2 separate regions of the Homo sapiens genome follow, and region 1 is linked to region 2. A link is a contact called in ENCODE Hi-C or POLR2A ChIA-PET data. All regions are on one chromosome and are shown on one strand. The core of a region is the stretch at or near the end of the contact, and the rest is flanking DNA. Distances in the headings are between cores, read along the strand shown.

Region 1 (2,935 bases), core at 43-2,542, 3.7 Mb after region 2:
ATGCTGGGCACCCACTTCTCCAGGCAGAGTTCTCATCCCTCTGGCTCACCAGCTCAGAACGGCACGCTCAGTAAATGCCAGTGCTTAGGACGTATCCATGTGAGGTCTTGGTACAATCCTGGAAACTTCCTTTGGGAAATGCATGAATGTGGGACCCTCCTCATCGCCCTGAGAGTCCAGAGTGTTGCCTGCCCAGCGTCACTCCACAACCCATCTGTCCCCTGGATGGCAGGAGCCAGGCCAGACGCCCCATCATAGCCAGCTTTTATGTTTGCTCCTGTTGTCCTTTAGCCCTGAGTCATGGAAGGCCCACCCTCCCCTTTCCAATCTAGACACCGCTGTTTTAATGGGGAAACGGCCTCCCAGAGAAGATTTCCAGCTTCAGAAGAGAACCCGGAGCTGAAACTCTTGGGCATGATGAAGATGGAATGGGTACTGTCACACACATGCTGCTTGCGTGAGATTCAGATAAGGGAGGCTGGCCCGAAGCCAGGTCGCTGCTGGATCTCAGAAAGACGTCAGAACGAGGCCCCAACGGAAGCCCCTGGAGGTGCACAGCTGGTGAGCTGAGTGGTGCCATGTAATTCTCATCGTCTGCGGCCGTCTGATGGGCATCTGTCGGAAGCCACATGGCTGATATTTAAAAGAGGATTTTAAATTTGCTGATTTAAATGTGCATAATAGGTAACTTTCGGCTGAGCTTTACATATTTATGTCAGAGCTTTTAATTCAGGTAAAACAGCCTTCAGCTTGGAGCTGTTTGGACACCTACAACTACCTGTTCTTTCTCAGTTGTGGCTTTCATTTTCAAGAAGGAAGTCCTTCTGTTTCTCTGTGGCCATTGCTGGTCACGAAACTTAGCAATCTGGCTTCCTCTCAAAGCTATGCAGACGGGATCCTCCCCCTTCCCCCTTACCTGCTTTGGCCCCAGCGTCTGGTCCTGAGGCCAGGGCTGAACAAACTGCCTGTATGAGGCAAGCCCAGTGCCCGGGCGTTGAGCGGGTGTTTCACGGCAGCCAGCGTCTTGGTTCGCAATGGTTTACGTGGGCTTGCCCACCATTGAGCATCCCAGGGACCCCATCAGATCCTTTGCAGAAGTGCTGCCGAATCCGACCCACTCCCCCTGCCCCCGCCTCCCCCACCCTGCCCCGCCCCACACCCCCCACCCCCGCTCGGCCCCCCTCCCCGTGCCAGCACGTGCAGCTAGGCGGAACCTCTGAGCACTCTCCCGCCTGCGTCAGGCTGTTCCTTGGCCCTGTTGAGGCTCCTTCCCTTCATGTTCTGGCCCAGCCCGGAAATGAGGTCAAGTTTCTGCTATTTATGTGTGTGCGTGTGCACGTGTTTGTGTGTGTGGGTGGACCTTGACCTCCAGGCAGTCCTCAGGGTAGTTCTTGGCTCTGTGTTCCTGCACTAAGAAAAACAATGCGAGGGAAACACACCCACAGGCTGCCTGGGGAGTCTGCGTGGCTCTGAGCCTGGCCTGTCCTCCTCCGGGCCTCTGAGGTTGCTTTCTGTTTCGGCGGCCGGCGGCCGGTGGAGCCCTTGCGCCTCCTCGTCAGTCCCGCCCCGGGGCTCTTGCTCCTCCGGCTTTTCCGCTGACTCCTGGCATTCGAGTTCTTGTGTTACACATGCTCCTGGGACGTCATCCTTGTGACAGCTCGCTTCAGTAGAAAGCCTGTGGCTCGTGGGTGGCCGTGGGTGGCTCTCTGCCCCTTGGGGAGGCGTGGAGCATTGCTCTTACAATATGAATGTCTCTCCTTCCACGCACACTCCCTTTCTGACGCAGCAGGTCCCAAACCAGCCTGGCCTGCCAGCTCGTGGATAGGTGTTGGCATTGTAAATAAACCCCCGGGTGTGGCCGCGGGCACCCAGGGAGCAGGCCCCAGGCATGAATGCTGTGGAATCTCTGCTGTCCGAGGCCTCCAAATACGGCCTCAAACAGCCTCCCGGCAGTGTCCAAGGTCAACAGCGGCTGCACGTGAGTGCCACACGAGCGTGCACGGCTCTTTCAGTAGGTGTCAGAAGGCAGCTGTGACGCAGACGCTTGGCTCTGGGGCCAGACTGCGGGGGCTGCATCCTCATTGCCACCGGCGGGCTGTGTGGCCTCGAGCAAATGACTGACCCCCCTGGGCCTTCTTCCCCTACTGTGAGGCCTGGGACGGTGCCTGGTACACAGCTGGTGCTCAGTGTGCACAGCGGGTGTTAGCACCCTGCCACCCAGCGGGATTCTTCACAGCAGCTGCCCGCCTTCGTCCCAAGGAGCCTGGGGCTGAGGCATCCATTCGCTGAGAGGGCGAGACCTCCGATTCCACAGAGGAGCCCTGTGGGGACCGCGCCTCGGCAGAGGACGTGGCGGGAGGACCCAGAGCCCAGCTTTGGGGGCTCAATCCTGAGATCCCTGTGGCCTTGGGGAAGGGGTGCTGGTACCGCCAGATCTCTCCAGACGTAAAACAAGCCTTGCCTGGACCTGGGGGAGATCCCATGGCCTGCTCCCGGCCTGACCATGCTGGGCCCGGTTTATCTGCCTTCACAGATGAAGTTGCCCCTTTATTAAAAAACAAAACAAAACAAAAAAAGCCAGCAATTTGTCATCCCCAAATGCTGTAGTGTCTGTCAGCATAGGCCTGTCCCGGGGCTGGTTCTCACTGAGGCCCCTGTGTCCCCTCGCAGCCCCATGGCGGATCACCGGCTGCGCCTCCGCTCCCACCCGCCACGCTGACCTTAGAGTTAGTGTGTCTGTTAAGCTCTAACTCTGCCTCAACCCCAAGGTCATCTCTCTGGGCCCTCCTCAGGCCTCTGTCATCTCCCAAATTCGGGGGCATATGTGACACCTGTTTGCCTCCGTGGGGGCTGCTGTAAGAAATGACCACACACCAAAGGGCTTAAAAAATAGTTTATTCCCAGCCAAACACTGCATGTTCTCACTCATAGGTGG
Region 2 (3,048 bases), core at 345-2,844:
GTTGGTCTCAAACTCTTGCCTCAAGCAATCCTCCCACCTTGGCCTCCCAAAGTGCTGGGATTACAGGTGTGAGCCGCGGCGCTCAGCCACGGGCGTTACCTTTCAAAGCATCCAGATTTTATGGCGTTAATCTCCCTGTTTAAAATTTTCTGTGATTTGGACACAAAGATGGGAACAACAGACATGGGGTATTCCAAAAGGCAGAAGGTGTGGAGGGGGGTAAAGGCTGAAAAAGTTGCCGAAAGGATTAGAAGCATCACGCAATATACCAATGTAACAAACCTGCACACGCACCGAATCTAAAATTAAAACAAAACAAAAACACAACAACCAAACAAAAACCTTTCCGTGATCATCAGGAGGCTGTCATATTCTCACCCCCTACTTCACGCTGGGAATCGAGCTGCGGGCTTTACAACAGCGTCAGCTGCTCCCTTTGGCAACGACCAGAGAGGTCCTTTCTCCAGAGATTTTTGTCAGCTCTGGGCACTTTTGCTTTGTGGGCCTATCTTCCACTTTATAAAAAATTAAAAATGCTACTTTCCACTGCATTCAGTACTTTTTCTTCTCTTTTCTTTTTTCTTTTCTTTTCTTTCTTTCTTCTTTCTTTCTTTTTCTTTTTCTTTTTTTTTTTTTTTTTGACACAGTTTCACTCTGTTGCCTAGGCTGGAGTGCGGTGGTGTGATCTTGGCTCACTGCAACCTCCACCTCCTGGGTTCAAGCGGTTCTCGTGACTCAGCCTCTTGAGTAGCTGAGACTACAGGCGCCCGCCACCATGCCCAGCTAATTTTTGTGTTATTAGTAGAGAAGGGGTTTTACCATGTTGACCAGGCTGGTCTCGAACTCCTGACCTCAGGTGATCCGCCCGCCTCGGCCTCCCAAAGTGTTGGGATTACAGGCGTGAGCCACCGTGCCCTGCCCTTTTTATGTATGTATTTATTTATTTGAGATAGGGTCTCGCTCTGTCGCTCAGGCTGGAGTGCAATGGTGCGATCTTGGCTCACTGCAACCTCCGCCTCCCGGGTTCAAGCGATTCTCCTGCCTCAGTCACCCGAGTACCTGGGATTACAGGCGCATGCCACCACGCCCGGCTAATTTTTGTATTTTGAGCAGAGACGGGGTTTCACCATGTTGGCCAGACTGGCCTCGAACTCCTGACCTCAAGTGATCCGTCAGCCTCGGTCTCCCAAAGTGCTGGGATTACAGGCGTGAGCCCCCACGCCCGGTCGCGTTTAGTACTTTTTACCAAAACTAAAAGAAATTAAAACACTTTCGTGGGTCCTGGACACTTCCGGAAGGATTTGTTTCCAGCTGCCAGATGAGGAAACTGGGGCTCGCAGAGCCGGCGCCGCAGGGGAGGGGCTGTGCACGAATCCAGTGGGAAACCTCTCTCCGGAGCTAAGCCCCTGGTCCACCCGGGCATCGCTCCGGGATCGACTGGGGGCGTTCCTTCCGCCGGTCCCCTTTGTTCCCAGTGCCGAGCCCGCGGCCCTGCCCTTCCTCCAGGCCCCGCCCCTTCTTCCAGGCCCCGCCTCCCGCCCGGGCCGAGGCGCGCGGCCGCGCGTGCGCCCGCCCGCCCGTCCCCGCCTCGCGCATGCGCCGCGCTCGCTCGCGGGAGGGCATGGCGGGGGCCGTGCCGGGCGCCATCATGGACGAGGACTACTACGGGAGCGCGGCCGAGTGGGGCGACGAGGCTGACGGCGGCCAGGTGAGGCGGGGCACTGGGCGCACCCTAGAGAGAATCGTTCGTCTCCGCCGCCGGCGGGCCGGCCCCACTCCCGGAGAGGCCGCGCGGCGCGAGGCTGCGGGCGTGCGGGGGGTGTGCGCGCGCACGGCCCGCGCGGTCACCGTGTGGTTCAAGCACAGCCCGCCCCGCCCCCGCCCGCCCGGGGTCCCGCGGCGCGGCCGCCGGGGTCCCCGCCTCCTCGCCTGCAGGACCTTGGGGTGGGGGTGAGGCGCCGGAGGCTCTGGCGCGGGGCGGCCCGAGGCCCCCAGTACCCCCTCGCTCCGGCCAGGCCCGGCGCCGGCCCTGCGACCCCCGCGGCGGGCGGGACACCAACGCTAAGGTGGAGGGTTGGGTCCGGAGCTCACAGACTTTTAAACAAAAATAAAGTGGAAAAACTTCACAGCAGCATCATGAGGAAAAAGTAGAACTTAGGGCATTCCTACATGTGCTTTACTGTTTTATAAACTGTACTCTTCAGCACCTTGGGCTGATTTCATCTGTTTTTGGGCAAACTGATGGAAAGGATTTTCGGGCCTTGACCTTCCAGGGTTTGGGGTGGAAGCCCAGGAGGGATCACTGTTCCACCCTGAGGACAGGGACTGCAGAGCCAGGGCAGGTAGCTCTAGTCTGGACAGTGTGTCCCCACCTTACTCTAAAGACCCAACTGAGGCGCATGATTGAAATGTAGCTTCTCACGTCCCTCCCCTGGAGACGGCCCAACAGTTGGTCTGGACGGGAGCCTGGGAACTTGCATTTTTTTTTTTTTTTTTTTTTTTTTTTTTTTTTGTGGTGGAGTTTCGCTCTTGTTGCCCAGGCTGGAGTGTAATGGCGCCATCGCGGCTCACTGCAACGTCTGCCTCTCGGATTCAAGCGATTCTCCTGCCTCAGCCTCCCGAATAGCTGGGATTACAGGCACCCACCACCATGCCCAGCTAATTTTTAAAATTTTGAGTAGAGAGGGGGTTTCACCTTGTTGGCCAGGCTGGTCTCAAACTCTTGACCTCAGGTGATCCACCCACCTCTGCCTCCCAAAGTACTGGGATTACAGGCGTGAGCCACTGCTCGTGGCCCAGGAACTTGCATTTTTAACAACAATCAAGATTGGGGATGTCTGGTGCATTTTGAAGTGGTATTATAAGGGAATAAAGGATGAAGTGGGGCTTACGTTGATAAACATGGGTGGTGGTGTGATGGCGGCTTCGGAGCCATGGTCTAAAATGCCAAGGCGGGCGATGTGTTTCTGGAACTGAAAGAAGCCCTGTGATGTTAGCTGCCTGGTGGAAGCAGTGGCAGGAGGTCAGTAGGGAGCAGGTTCTGAAGAT

What was found. Hi-C counts contacts between places; a loop is a spot of excess contacts on that map. ChIA-PET counts read pairs that join two places held with the same protein, here RNA polymerase II (POLR2A). Pooled maps may share reads with other maps.
Region 1: a pooled map shows a loop between it and region 2 (7-fold over the local background). The contact joins the promoter of SLCO4A1-AS2 here to the promoter of NELFCD in region 2. A Hi-C loop is called at or near these places in 1 of 168 maps with a recorded cell type or tissue (vagina) and 1 of 50 pooled maps. POLR2A ChIA-PET finds 5 or more read pairs at or near these places in 1 of 52 experiments (activated naive CD8-positive, alpha-beta T cell).

What each region holds. Positions count from the first base shown.
Region 1 is chr20:62,650,894-62,653,828 of GRCh38, forward strand. SLCO4A1-AS2 (SLCO4A1 antisense RNA 2) reads right to left here and starts at 1,293. Exons shown (of 2, transcript NR_183965.1): 1 at 917-1,293; 2 at 1-615. All of the region lies in intron 1 of SLCO4A1 (solute carrier organic anion transporter family member 4A1), which reads left to right. RefSeq lists enhancers at 405-704, 715-804, 1,585-1,774 and silencers at 985-1,164, 1,275-1,404.
Region 2 is chr20:58,979,662-58,982,709 of GRCh38, forward strand. It overlaps NELFCD (negative elongation factor complex member C/D), which reads left to right and starts at 1,595. Exons shown (of 15, transcript NM_198976.4): 1 at 1,595-1,708. The coding sequence starts at 1,649. RefSeq lists a silencer at 1,451-1,930 and an enhancer at 1,853-2,353.